Linked DNA regions of Homo sapiens: region 1 is linked to region 2. The links are chromatin loops, found by intact Hi-C in ENCODE. Cell type or tissue: B cell. All regions are shown on one strand.

What was found. Hi-C counts contacts between places; a loop is a spot of excess contacts. Peaks named below come from ENCODE experiments on the same cell type or tissue, not always from the same donor. Only the 100,000 strongest peaks of a DNase experiment are listed, where the experiment ranks them.
Region 1: it touches region 2 in a loop (16-fold over the local background); 6 of 110 quality-filtered maps call a loop at or near these places.

What each region holds. Positions count from the first base shown.
Region 1 is chr6:30,322,560-30,330,559 of GRCh38, reverse strand. TRIM39 (tripartite motif containing 39) reads right to left here and starts at 3,633. Exons shown (of 8, transcript NM_001369521.2): 1 at 3,565-3,633; 2 at 1,519-1,671; 3 at 790-1,249. The coding sequence starts at 1,242. It overlaps TRIM39-RPP21 (TRIM39-RPP21 readthrough), which reads right to left and starts at 1,249. Exons shown (of 10, transcript NM_001199119.1): 1 at 790-1,249. The coding sequence starts at 1,242. It overlaps HCG17 (HLA complex group 17), which reads left to right and starts at 4,426. Exons shown (of 5, transcript NR_052012.1): 1 at 4,426-4,551. HCG18 (HLA complex group 18) reads left to right here and starts at 3,404. Exons shown (of 3, transcript NR_102327.1): 1 at 3,404-4,409. RefSeq lists enhancers at 517-1,716, 4,954-5,597. In B cell, no CTCF peak of the experiment used is centred here; DNase peaks (open chromatin) are centred at 3,359, 3,659, 4,119 and 4,669; H3K4me3 peaks cover 2,876 bases; H3K27ac peaks cover 3,559 bases.
Region 2 is chr6:30,613,723-30,621,722 of GRCh38, reverse strand. It overlaps PPP1R10 (protein phosphatase 1 regulatory subunit 10), which reads left to right and starts at 4,480. Exons shown (of 20, transcript NM_002714.4): 1 at 4,480-4,499; 2 at 4,725-5,245. It overlaps MRPS18B (mitochondrial ribosomal protein S18B), which reads right to left and starts at 3,883. Exons shown (of 7, transcript NM_014046.4): 1 at 3,780-3,883; 2 at 2,122-2,230; 3 at 1,917-2,014; 4 at 1,734-1,802. The coding sequence starts at 3,857. RefSeq lists an enhancer at 3,654-4,222. In B cell, no CTCF peak of the experiment used is centred here; DNase peaks (open chromatin) are centred at 3,952, 4,292, 5,372, 6,652 and 2 weaker places; H3K4me3 peaks cover 4,482 bases; H3K27ac peaks cover 5,342 bases.

The DNA of each region.
Region 1 (8,000 bases), 290 kb after region 2:
CTGTCCTTTTACTGAATCTGAGATAGCTGTCATCAACTCTGTGTCCTTTCTCAACTCTTTCCATTTTCTTACTGAGGCAACTGCCTATTACCATCCAAGCAACCTTCTGTACCCTAATATCTCTCTTTAAACCTGTCCTCCCATCCACCTCTGTCCACCTACAATAAAAACATGGTTATTATACTGTAAGTTACCTGAAATCTTGTTTTCAAGAGTAACATAACTAAGCAAAGTATATGATAAAATGCTAACACATTCATATCTCTGTTCCCTTTATTCAAACATTTTCCTTTGTCTCAGCAGTAAGTTAAATGATATGCCATGTTACCCATTACCTAGAGAAGCTGCAAACAATTGAATGGTTCAGCTTAGTCCGGTAGGTATCAGTCTCAAGCGATATTACCTATGCCCAATAACCAGTGTGAAAACAAGGAGCATTCTGAGCAGGCAGGCAGAATGAAGAAACCAGACTACTTTTCAGTTCTTCCTAAGTTTAATCTTTTCCATGTGGTTTCATTCATTTATGAAAAATATGACCACACATACCAATATTCACCCATAAGACTCACATGTATTGCAAAAGTCAGAGAGAAATTTTAGGGCACTTCTCACCATTGCTCTTTTTCAGGCTAGAGGACAACTGATCACACATACTGTGTGCCCCTGCATATGCAGCTCTGAGAATACAAAGTGAGTAGTAGGAGCTTACGATCTCTACCTAGGGAGTATCTCATCCTCTGCCGCTTCTCCCTTTTTACCCACACTGACATCGTGTGTCTGCTTCCCCACCTTGTACTCCTGTGTAGCATCGTCCAGTGGCACAACGGTGTGGGCCCGGTGGGTGTGGGAAATTGCACATATCAAGCATACAGCCTCCTGGTCCTCATAACAGAAAAGGCTGAGGGCCTCATGGTGTTGGGGGCAGAGGCTCTCATCCCGGATCTTCCGCTTGACGGCCTGGAGCTGCTTGGCAATTTCCACCATACTGCCTAGTTGCCGATTAGGTCGGAGACTGCGGTAGCGGGATGTCTTTCGACAGACAGGACAAGGGAAGTCCCTCTCTAGGTCCTCCCACCAGCGGGTGATGCAAGCTTTGCAGAAGTTGTGCCCACACTCAATGATGACAGGTTCCTTCAGATACTCCAGGCACACAGAGCAGCTCGCCTCCACCTGTAAGTTCTCCAAAGCCGCAGCTGTAGAGGCTGCAGAGGCCCCAGCCTCTAACAGACTTGTCTCTGCCATAATTTAACTTGGGAGTGGGGAAGAGGACAGAGAAAATAAAAATATTAATTGGAGGTTTTTTCTTTTTTTTTTTTTTGCATCCCTGACCCGACATTTATCCCTATGTTAAGTCCTAACTCCAGATTTGCCCCTTCTTGTTATTCTCCATCTTCTCTTCCAATCAATTCAACCTCTTTGTTTCTCCATTTTCAAAACTTGTGACTCCCAGCCATCAACCTTTTTTTTCTTGTTAGTAAACTGACACACAACCCCCAATTGATCTATCTTGTCTCTTACCTCTGCTTTCTCTTGTTAGAAAGAGAAGCTTCCTTCAACTCTAGCTCAGCATACTTCTCCTGATCCAGGCTCATTCCACTTATATCTTAGAACCAATAGTTCCAGACACTGTATCCTCGTTTGACATACGTTTCTAACAGACAAGAAAGGAATCTGAGAAGTAAAAAAGTCATAAAAATATTAACATTTCTTAAATTAACCATATTTTAAAGTTTAATGTTATAAGAGCTTTATGATTAATCCACTGGAGTCTAAGCTTGATTCTCTGACACTGTTCTCTCATTCTTCTAAATCACAATATCCAACCTTTTGGCTTCCCTGGGCCCACTGGAAGAAGTGTCTTGGGCCAGACATAAAATACATTGACACTAATGACAGCTGATAAGCTTAAAAAAAAAAAAGTCCATGCATAACTTTTGTTCTATCACCACCACAGAAGGTCCATGCATAATTTTTATCAGCCACCACAGATAAGCAAAGAGAGTCCTCATATTGAAAGGGTTAGATACCACTGCTCTAAAGGCTAACAAATGGAATGAATGAGGCAAAGGCAACCTCCTCTTTTCAGGAAAATCTGAAATTATTCTTCCTTTTATCCATCAGACTAGCCTAAAGGAAATCTGCTCTCTTCTTGGAATGACATTTCACGCAACATTCCATTTCTCTTGTGTTCATCTGGACACTCAGAACTGCTGAAAACTGATAAATTATGGCAACCATATTAAATATTGCTGAGCTCAGGCCAACGACTTCTTGAAAAGAGAGCAACGAGTCTATTTGTAGTGACTGGAATCTTTCAATATAGCTATTGATAACTAACACCCTGGGCATAGTGTGTCTCCAACTTATAGGTCCTGGAGTGGTTGCGAATTAAGAGACACAAAAGAGGCAATGAGATCTCCCTCAAGCGCAGCCTCAGAAGAATTGGAAATGCATAGGAGAGATTTATAAAACACAAGGCTGGCCCCCTACTCCATCCTTAAAACATCCATACTTTTAGCCATGGGTAAGTTGATTTAACTATCCCCATAACCTTTTCTCCTCCCGACCCCCATCCTTCTCCAGGGACCTACTGGAAGGAAGGAAATTTGGTAGATCTATGTGCTGAGAGATAAGTGGCCATGTAATGAGGTAGGTTAACAACAATTGTTCCTGTATATATTGTTGGCACACACAAATGTGTTTGATTTGGAGTAGGAACTGATAACTTCTTTGGATTTGAATTTCTTCTGTCAGCAATAGGAGAGAAGTTCAGTCAGATGATTTCTATCTGTGGGAATCCAACTTTGACTTGTGGTGATCCTACCCCTTCCTCAGTCTTTTACAAATTAAGTGGCCTCCTCACCTGAGACGAGTAGAACTGTATGCACAGTAAGGCACCAGGACGGATCTAGACTGGCAAAGAAGTGGTGAGAGAAATGGGGAAAGGGTTAGGGAAGAAGGGAGAGGACTCTCAACTACAGTCATAGTGAGACCTTGAGTGCCTCTGCGTTAGTCCTTCCTCTTCCTCTACTCCTTGTGTCTCAGCTGAAGGGCAAACTTCAGGGACAATCTCATTTTGTTTCTACCACTGTTCAGGGTCCCACCTTGCGACCCTCTCCTGAGAGGTTGTCCACAACTCTGTCCCACCCCCGTTCTCCATCTTCTTCCGCCAGATCTGGGGCTGGGGCATTGGAGAGGGGAAAGAGGAAACGTCGTGGCTGGCAGGGTAGGAAGGGATGCGTGTCCAGGTGAGAAAGAGGTGTGACGTGCAGATGGGATGCCCGCCGCTATGACGCTGCCGAGACCCGCGGTGACTGCGTCAGAGTTTCACCCGGGGAGGTGAGCAGCAGCGGGACGGGGGAACGGCGGGGTAGCCAAGCAACGCCGGACGCGCTGACGTCGCCGGGGCGGCAAAACGTCCGCCCGGGCCCGAGGCGGGCGGAGGCAGCTGTGGTTACGTGCGGGGGGCCGGTGACGCAGTCGCGGGGCGCTGGGACGCGGCTTGCGGAGCCGGCCGGCGAGCGCAGGCCCCAGGCTCGGGCGCGGCGGCGGGACAGCACCTACCTTCCCGGCTTCGGGTCCGGGAGTGCGGGGCGCGGAGCCGCCGGAGCGCTGCCTCCCTCCTTCCTCCTCCCCTCGCCCCCGCCCCGCGGCGCGACACACAATACTCGCCGGAAGCGGAAGCCGCGCCGAGGCTCGTGTCAGTGGAAGCTGGGGTGTCGGCGGGCGGCCGCGGCCGGGTCTAGCGGTGCCTGCGGAAGAAGGAGGAGGAGGGCTGGCGATGAGAAGCAGCAGGGGGAATCAAGGGCAAGAAGGGACCCAGAGGGGCAGGTGGCTGAGATGCTGGCGTCCAGGTGACCCGAGGAATCCTCTGGAGATACAGGCCCGCGCATGCGCGTGCTCGAGCGCTGAAGCCCATTGCCCGCAGGGCGCTGGACTGGCGCCCCGGCCGGCGAGGCTGTCTAGTCCAGGCTCCAGGCCCCGGCTCTGGCCAGGCGCCGCCGCCTCCCGGTGCAGCTGAAAGTCGACGAAGAGGGCGGGGCGGGGGCGGCTTGTGGACTTCCACACTTTTCCTCTCTTCGGGCCAGTCTGGGGAGAGGGTGGCTAGCTGTGGCGGCGGCCAATTACGTGGCGGACCTGCGGGGCTAAGCTGGCACGTCACTTCCGACTAGTGGAGTTTTTAGCCTTTTAACATTCAAGGATTAGGTAAGTTCTCCCCGCGGTAGACTTCAAATACTCTTTGTCCTGCCCCTGCTTGGCGAAATTTACCGAAATTATCTACCTATCCCGCTGGAGTGGGAGCCGGGGGAGAGCTGGAACCGCGTCTCTGCTGCTCACCTTTGTGTCCTTAGCTCCTTCGCATGGGGTCCGACCGCAACACGTGCGCTGGATAAACGCTTGTTAACTGGGTGAGAGCCAAGGCCTGTTCTTTCCACTTCTGGGGCTGTGACTTGAGTTTCTCCGCAGGAGCAGATAGTGTTTGTGTAGGGACTGCGGACTTTTGCATTACAGCCTCCCTGCTTTGCCCGCCTGCTGCTGGAAGCTTAGCAGGTCAGTGATTTTGGAGGAAGTGGGTGAGGTGATGAGGCTGGGGAAGAGTATGCTGGGAGAGGTGTGAGGGGCCCGGGAAGAGGTGATGGGGCTGGGGAGGGGCTAGTAGTGGGTAGAGGTGTGAAAAGGCTGAGGAGGAGGGGTTAGTGCTAGGAGGGGTGTGACACGGCTGGTAGAAAAGATAGCTTGCTCCGCCTCCCCGCCGCCAGCACTAGTCATGGAGAATATTCATTGAAAGAGATGAGCAGATTTTGCTGTACTCTCCTCGGTGAGAAAGGGCCCTAATTTCCGGTGTAAATTGTGCTGCTGTTTACAAACACCCTGCATTATTTAACCTCTCATCTTGGGAGCCAGAAACTATTTACTTGCTGAAAATATAATCCAGTATCTAAGGTATAAAGATTTGGGATCACACATGCTAATTACAGTTGTCTACCTTTACTGTTCCTTTTTTTGTGCCAAGAATTGAAGAAGATTAAATTTGAGAAAATTACATTTGATACCTTTTTTCACATTGCTATGTAGCCGTTAGGGATTTTAGCAGCAGCACTTGTTCTAATTCACAAGATGTCTCACTTGTAAGGGTAGTTTGAAAGCCACTAACTGGGCAGTGAGCCTCCTTAGCCGTGGCTTCGGAGGGAGAGAGAGATTTGGTTTTGATTTGTTAATTTGTGGCGCTTAAGATGTTGATAGCCCTCCTTTCTGGCTTTCTGTTTGTAGATAACCAGGAGGAATGTGATTAGACTAAGGAAATTAACAAGAGGAGGTCCAGTTCTAAGGACTGTGAAGAATGTGCTTGCCTAGAGACTGATATTAAGGGGATTTTATGCTGAATATGGAAGGAAAAAAGGGAGACTGTCTAGGTAAAACTATAAAATTATGAAGCGCAAGTAGTATGACATATAACAGGGCTTGGCAAATCTTTGCTGTAGAGAGCCAGAGAGGACATCTTTTTGGCCTTGTGGTCCATACTCAGCTTTCTCCTTGCAGTATGAAAACATCATTAGACAGTACTAAATGAAGGCTGGGCGCGGTGGCTCACGCCTGTAATCCTATCACTTTGGGAGGCCGAGGCGGGTGGATCACCTGAGGTCAGGAGTTTGAGACCAGCCTGGCCAACATAGCGAAACCCTGTCTCTACTTTTTAGTAGAGACAAAAATTAGCCGGGCGTGTGGCGCGTGTGGCGCGCACCTGTAATCCCAGCTACCTGGAAGGCGGAGGCAGGAGAATGGCTTGAAAGCAGGAGGCAGAGGTTGCAGTGAGCCGAGATCTCGCCACTGCACTCCAGCCTGGGCGACAGAGCGAGACTCTGTCTCCAAAAACAAACAAAAGCTAAATGAGCATGGCTGTGTGTCAATGAAACTTTATTATGGATGCTAAAATTTGAATTTAATAACATTTTCAAGTGTCATTAAATACTCCCCTTGGATTCTGGCCCTCCCTCCCCAGTCATTTAAAAATGTAAAAACCATTCTTAGCTTTTGACGTATACGAAGACAGATAGTAGACCGTAGTTTGCCGACTCCGGACAGGATAATAATGAAATATCCGGTATTTTTCAAGCGATAGTAATTGGGAGAGAGTGAAAACAAGCTATAATCTCTTAATTTCATCTGTCTGTTTACCACAATAATAAAGGGGATCTGAATTCTTAACACAAATTTGTTATGGCCTTTGAAAGTTGCCAAGATTTATGAATGTACGTATATTCTCTAAACAAGAAAAGGTATATTCCTTGTTTAAAAAGGATTACAGTTCAAGAAAAGTGGAATAACACCGAGTTTTGATGTTGATTTATACCAAAGGATTTTCAACACAGGAATATGCAAAAATGAACTGTAATAATGGGATGTAATTAAACAAATTTTAAATATACATTTTTAATATTTTTATATCAATAAGGGAAAACAGAAGCAATCTTGAAATGACTGAGTCATATAGAGCAAATGGGCATATAAGCAGTGTAGGTAGGAAACTGGTTGAGGTCAGATATGATGAGATGGGAGGGATGAAGGCGGGGTTTAATTGTCCAAGACTTGTGAGATTCTTACTCATGAAAAGGCAATATATCTAATCCCCCTCCATTTTTTTCATTTTTTATTATGAAAAATTTCAAACATAGAGACAGTCTTCAGCTTGCTTTTTATACTTTATAGTGGCTTTTATTGTTCCAGTTTGGTGACATAGAGCTACCTCACTCTTTTTAAAGTCTGCATTATTCATTTTGTAGACATGTGATTTATTCAACAATTTTGAGTAGACATTTAAGGTTCTTTCCACATCTTATTAAATAAAGGCTGTCGAGAACATCCTTGTACATATCTCTTTAGATCGTCGTGCCATTATATTAGTAGGATAAATTTCTGGAAGTTTGGCTGCTGGGTTCGAAGGCATGGAAATTTAAAATTCTATTAGATTTTTACAATTATCTTTCCGTAAGTGCCTGGCAAGGTGTCAGAGCCCTGGCACCGGGAAGTGGTCAACTCGCAGGTTGGTAAAATGAATTTACCATACCTACAAACAGTATAGGTTTGAAAAAAGGAAAGTTTATTAGAAAGGAAGAACTGAAACAGCCTTTGCAAAATGATGACTGAGACAGTGAAAGAAATCTAACGTAACCGACTCCATCTTGCTTCTAAGCTCCAAGCTGTTCTTGTTCATTCCTGGGCGTAGGCTGAACTAACTTTGGGAGAAACTTAGTTTATAAACAAAGAGGGTAACAGCCCTTTCCCAAAGCAGACTTCCTTCTTGTCTGAGGACTAGACTAACATTAGCCACAGGATTAGAATTTTTGGTTTAGTAGTCATGCAGCTGGAGGCTGCAAGATTCTGACCCTCCCTAAACTGCTCCTGTGATCAGTGCTTGAGGTATTTTGCAGACCCCGTACTTGATGGGTCAGCTGGCACTACCCACATCAATAAACTGGCTCTTTTTTTTTTTTTTTTTTTTTTTGGAGACGGAGTCTTGCTCTTGTCGCCCAGGCTGGAGTGCAAATGGCACGATCTCGGCTCACTGCAACCTCCGCCTCCCGGATTCAAGTGATTCTCCTGTCTCAGCCTCTCGAGTAGCTGGGATTACAGGCACCTGCCATCACGCCTGGCTTTTTCTGTTTGTTTTTTTTTTTTTGTTTTTTAGTAGAGACAGGGTTTCACAATGTTGGCCAGGCTGGTTTCCAATTCCCGACCTCCGGTGATCCACTCACTTTGGCTGCCCAAAGTGGCTCATCTGATTATGTGGCCCCCACCCAGGAACTGACTCAGTGCAGGAAGACGGTTTTGATTCCCTACAGTTTCATCCCTGACCAATCAGCACTTCTGGCTCACTGGCTTCCCCCCACCCACGAAGTTATCTTTTAAAACTCTGCTCCCCCGTGCTCGGGGAGACTGATCTCCCACACAGCTGGTTCTGCGTGAAGTACTCTTTCTCTATCACAATTCCCCTGTCTCGA
Region 2 (8,000 bases):
ATCCACTCACCTTGGCCTCCCAAAGTGCTGGGATTACAAGCATGAGCCACCGCACCTGGCCATAATCTCTTTTTATAACCAATTATATGCAATTGAAACTGGGAAATTATCTATGGGACTCCTAAATAACCTGTGTTAGAAGGGTTCTTATTGCAGTCAAATACCCCCATTTTCTGACTGTTATCCAAATGCTCTACTACTTCCCTGATGATCAGCCATATAGCTTCTGCTCTAATACTTTTGCTGCAAGCTCAGAAGAACACTTTCCCATTATCTGTTTTATTGATATAATGTTTTCAAATTCTTTTTGTTTTGTTTTTCTTTGAGGAGTTTCACTCTTTCGCCCAGGCTGGAGTGCAGTGGTGCAATCTCAGCTCACTGCAACCTCCGCCTCCCGGGTTCAAGCAATTCTCCTGCCTCAGCCTCCCAAGTAGCTGGGATTATAGGCGCCTGCCACCATGCCTGGCTAATTTTTGTATTTTTAGTAGAGACAGGGTTTCACCACGTTGGCCAGGCTGGTCTCAAACTCCTGACCTCAGGTGAAGCACCTGCCTGGGCCTCCCAAAGTGCTAGCATTACAGGCATGGGCCGCCGCACCCAGCCAATATGTTTTCAAATTCTTTAAGGAGCAAATCCTGTCCTTCTCACATATTGAAGGCTTTTTGAAAAATAATGGACTCTATCTTGCTTCATATACCTGCCCTCCAGCCCCAGGTGCCAGCATGGCACTGAACATTGACAAGGAAATAAAGAAAACCTCAGGAAGAAAGTGGGCCAATATATTTGGTAATAACTGTAATGAATACAAACGAATCTTTGGATATTGGCTCTCCCACTAGAAATAGCCATTTCGCTGGCTGGGTGTGGTGGCTCACACCTGTAATCCCAGCATTTTGGGAGGCCGAGGCGGGTGGGTCACAAGGTCAGGAGTTTGAGACCAGCCTGGCCAATATGGTGAAACTCTGTCTCTACTAAAAATACAAAAAATAGCTGGGCTTGGTGGCACAAGCCTGTAGTTACAGCTACTTGGGAGGCTGAGGCGGGAGAATCGCTTGAACCCAGAAGGCGGAGGTTGCAGTGAGCTGAGATCACGCCACTGCACTCCAGCCTTGGCAACAGAGTAAGACTCCGTCTCAAAAAAAAAAAACAGCCATTTCTCTTACCTGCCAATTTAGACTGTAAATTTCATAGGCATAGGATAAAACTTTCAGTACAATCCATAGTAGAAGGTAAAAGGCTGGAGGGATGTTTTTATAATGCCAGAAACAGTTACTATAAAACGGACTGTAGGGCCTCCTGGATATACGAAGTGTGGGGCACCTACAGTAATCTCTTTGGCACTGCAAAGGGGCTCCTAATCTTTATTTTTCTTTTTAATTTTTTTTATTTTATTTTATTTTTTTTTTGAGACGGAGTCTCACTCTGTCGCCCAGGCTAGAGTGCGGTGATGCGATCTCAGCTCACCGCAAGCTCTGCCTCCCGGGTTCACGCCATTCTCCTGCCTCAGCCTCCTGAGTAGCTGGGACTACAGGCGCCCGCCACCACAACCGGCTAATTTTTTGTATTTTTAGTAGAGACGGGGTTTCACCGTGTTAGCCAGGATGGTCTTGATCTCCTGACCTCATGATCCACCTGCCTTGGCCTCCCAAAGTGCTGGGATTACAGGCGTGAGCCACCGCGCCCAGCCCCTAATCTTTATTTTTCTTACCCTAAAAAGAAAAGACTCTCCTTACCCTAAAGTCAACATGCAACTTGTGATCTCGACAGATGGGGCAGGGATTCCCAACAACTTTATTCCGACGCTGTAGAGAGAAAAAAAACAGCAGTTAAGGATGTTCAAACACGTCAGAAAAAGTGCTGCTGTTACTGTTACTTGTGGCCTCCCCGCACTCCACATCCCACTCTCAGAAACTCACAATACATGTCTTCCGAGTCCGCTGTGGGGGTACACCACCCTTGTGGTTGCGGCGGTAGTCAGCCCAGACGGGGCGAGAACCATATCGCTCCTGGTATTCTGAAATGAAAGATCATACAAGTTATTCCTGGGTGGGAGTGTAGTGGGTGGCTCTGTCCACTTATCTCAAATCCTATCTGACCCTCCCTTTCCCCCTTTAGAGGTACCTTCTGATTCCAGATATTTCCAGGGCTCATCCTTATAAGGAGAAATGGGAACTGAGGACAAAGAATCTTCCTCAGAGGGAGCTTTGGTGCAAAGAGTCTGGAGGGGAACCTACAAAGGAGAAGAAAAAAATAAAAGAATGAGTTTAAGGAAAGGACTAAATTGTTTTGCTTATCACACTTTGGAAAGGAGGAATGCACACATACTGCATTAATGGAATATAACAGGAATGCATATGTAAGTTAAGTATTTTTGTTGGGTTTAAATTGACATAAATCAACAACCACTCTCCTTTTCTACAATTGGATCCTGAAAGAAAAGCTAAGTTAGGGGATATATGCCTAAAAAACAATCTTATTTCAGAAGACAAATAAAAAGTCTAGTACAAGGCCGGGCGCAGTGGCTCACGTCTGTAATCCCAGCACTTTGGGAGGCCCAGGCAGGCGGATCATGAGGTCAAGACATCGAGACCATCCTGGCCAACATGGTGAAACCTTATCTCTACTAAAAATACAAAAATTAGTTCGGCGTGGTGGCATGCGCCTGTAGTCCCAGCTACTCGGGAGGCTGAGGCAAGAGAATCACTTGAACCCGGGAGGCGGAGGTTGCAGTGAGCCAAGATTGCGCCACTACACTCCAACCTGGCAACAGAGTGAGATTTCGTGTAAAGAAAAAAGAAAAAAAAATCTAGTACATAAAAGGTATTCTTGCTTTTTGGAAATAAATTGACTCTGGTGGAAGAATAAAGTAAGAGGAAGGATATCTAGGTTCTTGGAACTAAGATGTGTGGTGGGGAGGGGATGCAGAAGACAGGTGAGTCTCCAAATCAATCCAATGAAGTCACTGAGTTGCCCATTTTCATAAAAGCTGAAGGTCAACATTCTACAGGGCAGAACAAACTTGAGTCCTAACGCTAGTTTTAAAGCTACCAAGGCTGTTATTATTTCTGTGTTGACCTCTGTCACCACTCTTCAGTCCCACTTTAGGGAGTGGCAGCTGGGCAAGCCTTCCTATCTCACCGTGCCCCACCAAGAACCTCCAGAGAGGTGAGTACACAAGACTGGAGGGAAACCTCAATTCAAAGGACGGAGTTAAGCTCTCATAACTCCGATAAGAAACTGATTTAATAAAGAGAGCTGAGAAACTGTCCTCAGGTCGTAAGAATATATCCTGACCTTATTGAGAAATAGCAAGGTTGGTAGAAATTGGGATCCCTAATTTCCCCAAGGACATTCCAGAGCAACACAGATTTAGTCACCACTTGCATAGTTAACAGCTGGTTGTGGCGCTCGCTTGGGGAGTACATATGTTATGCTAAAATTGCAACGATACAGAGATTAGCATGGCCCCTTAATTAGTTAAATAATTTTTAAAAAGCTGGTTATGCATGACTGAGGGTGGACAGGGGTCAATTCCATCACTTAAGTTATTTTACTGAAATGGCATTTTGGAAAAAGGATGATACCTAACCCTGGCGTTTAGTCCTCGGCTCGGGATTAGAAAATGCGCGGGGTGTGGGGGGGGGGTTGCAGGAAGTACTGCCTAGACAGCTAAGACACACGTGGGAAGGTCTCCACTCGTGGATTCCTGACAGTGGAGCGACAACCTCGAGAAGGTATAACCAACTTGAGGTTGTGCAAAATGTCTTTCGAAGAGTTACCTGAACTCTGTGAGAACCTCGGAAGAGAGATAGCATAGGAAGCCGCCTCAGCACGGTGTTTAATACAGACGCCGCCATCTTGACGTACGCCCAGGACAGGAATTGACGGAAAGGCAACTGCGCATGCTTCAGGAAACTGAGTAGGGCAGGGCCAAGGACAAGCCCGCAGTGCGGAAGGCGGCCCCACGTTTGCGTCAGGACGGAAGCGTGAAAGGGAAGGCATGGGGGAGAAGCTAATTTCAACTGCGTCACAATCGAATTAGACCCCAAAATTGCGGTTTTTTTTGGCCAGTCACTACGACTCTTAGATCGCATTGTTAAAGTTTGCCTTTTAAGCAATTTTGAAGGCGATTTTTAGCGGTATCCTCTCAGTGCGCATGCGCTCTTAGGTTTCTACCAATCCTGGGTGAGAAATGTTCTCCAGGGCGGAAGTGGCGGAAGCAGAGGAAAGGGAGGTGCTAGGCTCCTGGTCACGCGCACGCGACAGGGAGGCAGGAAGGAGGCGGAAGAGAGTGCCAGGGAAAGGGGCGGAGCAAAGGTGAAGTGAGAGTAGCCAATCAGTTGGCGAGTTGTCATTTGGGTTGACCAATGAGTTCACGCCTCGCGTATAATGTCTCGCGACAAGGGCGTTTCACTAGCACGTTTGGGCGCGTTGGGCGGCGTCCGGGTATAAAAGACTCCACCCGAGCGGGCGGCCGCCATTCTGGGGTTCGTTTAGAGGTAAGTTTGCCTACTTTGTCGTCTAGTGGGTAAAATTTTGCGGAGAGCGTTGGATCTGGGAAGCGGGATAGGGATGGATGGGTTCATTTGAGAGCCACGGCTTAAAGCGGTTGCGATCAGGATGGGACACAGGTTTGTTTGGGGACAACAAAGATGGCATTTGTGAGTGTTTTGAAGCAACCCGTACTGATTACATCTTTCTCCCTTGTGTTCCTTTTATCCCAGGTTTGAATTTTCTCGGAGAAAGACAGGCCGGCCACGAGGAAAACAGAAACAAGCCGCAGCAACATCTAAGCCCTTGAAAGGATCCTGAGAGAGGGGGGAAAGGGAAAACAGCAGCCACCAGCCCAACCACTTGTGTCTTCTGCCCCTTCCCACCTATCTTGCCCACCCCACCAGCCCACGCTGCTTGGGACTTGAAATCTGTGGCCGAAGGACCGTCACTACATAACTTCAAAAATAATCAACCACCCTCCCTTCCCAAACCACCCAAATTCACTCATCCAGCGTTTACTTTTTTGAATCCACTCAGAACTTTTTTCTGCGACCCCCCTCCCTAAATGGAGTTGGGTGGGGGGGAAATGAATACTGAGTTGGCCTTTATTTTTTAAAAGACTTTTTGATCCAATGAGGCCCCCTAAATAATTGAGTTTTGGGTCCTGGTTGGTTGTTTTATTTTTTTTCCTCCAAAATTTTACCCCCTCCCCCCTGAGCCCGAGGTGCTGACGTCGCAAAAAAATTGGATAGTAAGTGTCGAATTTTCAAAAACCAGCCTTGCAACAAGAAATCAACGTTTCCCGTTGTGAAACCAAAAATAATGAGAGGAAGAAATGAGACCATAGAACAAATAGAGAACTGGAGAAGGACCAATCTGGTCACTTAATCTCCATTAAAAAGGGCCTGTGGGTCTAAACAGTCTTGTTCTCTCTCCCCTACCACCTATCTCTTCCCTGCCTTGCTGCAGGCAAAGAGAGGGTGGAGGGAGGGCCAGCAAGTGAGGATTTTGATGGTTAACCCTTGGTAATCCAGCCAATTTCCAGACTGCCAAAGCCATATGTGTTTATATAAGGAGGAATGGTTACCTTCCTCTGGTTAGCAGCAGTCTTCAAAAGGGTTAATGAGCTCACATACAAGAGATGGTGGATCTTGTGGCCCAGAAGTACCACTTCTTTGTGTGTGAGACAAGCAGGGTGCCTTTCAATTTGCCAGATTAATAAGCAATCTGTACATAAAGATTGCAGGGTAAGGAGATGGGCAGAGAGAAGTAATAGCTCGCTATAACTTTTTAAATGACTGTTAAATCCTCTCAATTTTAATGTAATTTGCTTGGGGTATATTTGTGTGGTTAAAATAGGTGGCAATCTAGGAATAAAGATTGCAAGACACTTAGGACAAAATATAATCTTAGTGCCAGTACATACAAGATAATAGTTGGGGAGGTAAAGAATGTCTTATAATTGTTGCAGATTGCATAGGTATTTAAAAGCAAAAGAGTGATTAACATTTTAACTTGATATTTTTTGGTGGGGGAGGTACAGTTAAATAGAGGGTGGAAAGGTTGGGAAATGTGGAATTTAGGAGTATAATTTTAAAAGCCATTTAGTGCAATTGAATGCTAGCTTTCTAAAAGATTTGTGTCGTTAAAAGGAATTTTTTTCTTCCCTGCTTCAATATGGCGACTTTCCTTGTCCTTTTGTCTTCCAAGCGGCGTTGCAGGTTGTGTCTTGACCCATTTTTTTTCCTGTCCTCCCACCTCAACCCTATTTGTTGAGAGGGGTCCAAGTCCTTCCTCCCCCTTTCCCTCTATAGGGAGGATGGGGGTGGTCGATGGTAGCCGGTTGAACCTCCGTTGCAAATTCAGTTCTTCCCTGCAGAAAATTGTTCTTTTTAATATTTTAATTGCTTTAATTTTCACTACGCTCTTACTGATCAAAATAGGTCAAAGATTATTCACGATGGGGAACTGGTTTTTGATTTTTTTTTTTTTTTTTTTTACTAAAAAGGTGTTTTATAATGTAACTGAAGCTACCGGCAGAGCCGGGTGGCTTTTTAGTTTAAGTCCTCTTTCTCCATTACAAAATGGCGTCCCTCCGTCTTTGTTGTTTTTCTCCCCCTTTTGCCATCCTGAGCTTAGGGCCGCCCTAGAAACTTGGTCAAGTGGGAGGAGCAGCCTTGAAAGGTGATGTAATCAGCTTTCTTCCTCCTCTCTCCACCCTCTTGAAGCTCCACCCCTGAGCAGATGCTTTTGCACTGCCTGTGCTCGTTGCTGCTAGGGAGAAGACATTTTCCTTATTTTCATTATATAAAATATCTTAAAGGGATAGGAGCTTATAGGAATTAAGTATCAAGGCTGTCCATCTCTGTGTAGTTCTAGTTTTTATAGAACCAGTTTTTATTTTCACTTTCCTTCACTCATCACAACTGCTTGTAATTTTTCCCCACTTCAGCTGCCAGGGGTGAAAAAACAGGCAAACCTAAGACTGGGAAGCTTTGAGGATGTGTGTGAGCGTGTGTGTATGTATATATGTGTGTAGAGGGAGATGGGAAAGACACAAGGGCTTGCAAGAGTAACTTGGAGATAAACGGGCCTAATGACACTGAAGTGTGCCATTTCTGCTTAGGAACCAGTGGGCCTCCTGCATTTGGTCGCTTTGTGTAATGAGAATCGGGGGAAGGTGGGTACTTTTAGGACTTTCTTCTAAATCGCCCTCATTCCCACCTCTCAGTTTGGGGATAAACTGTATTCAGTGCTGTATCACGTTCTGCACTTGATTAGTTCCTGTACATTGGTACTAGGATAAGAAGTGAATCTTTAGGAAAGGAGGCGGCAGTTGTAAACTCAAGGCAGGGGGAATCAAGCTACGGTTTCTGGTAAGCAAAACCTTTCTGGTATTACATTTCACAACTTTCATTTTTTTTTTTTCCCCAAAGAGCCACCTTTTTTGAATTTCTTTTTCCTTCCCTTCTAAAAGAAATTCCTAAAAGCATTAATGAAAAAATGATGTCCTCTTCATTTTTCAACTCATGCAGTGCTGTGGCATTTGGTGCATGTTCAGAAGCCATGCCCTATCTGAGGGTGGTATTGGGTGTCTGGTTCCTTTCTTCCCCCAAATTTTTCAAAGTCAAATCTTTATCAGACTCTCCATATAATTTTAATTTTTAAAAGTCCTGCACTGAAGCGTGGAGGTTCTAGGCAGAATTGGAAAGTATAACTGCCCTCTGGTGACCTGGGTGAGACTTAGGGCTAACTTCCTACTGGGTACAGATTCTCAAATTATTACTTAAGCTTCTGGATTGGATGGGAGGGACTCTTCACATGTCTGTTGACTACAAGCTTTTTTTGTTTTGTTTTGTTTTTTTCTTTTAAGCAGTTTGCCATGTGCCTCTGCAGCATATCTTCCTTGGGAGCTGAACATTCTACCCACTGGGGTTCCTGATCTCTAGTGAGCCAGGGGATTAATAAAGAAGATCTTCCTTAACATGGGAGATGGGAAGCCAGGT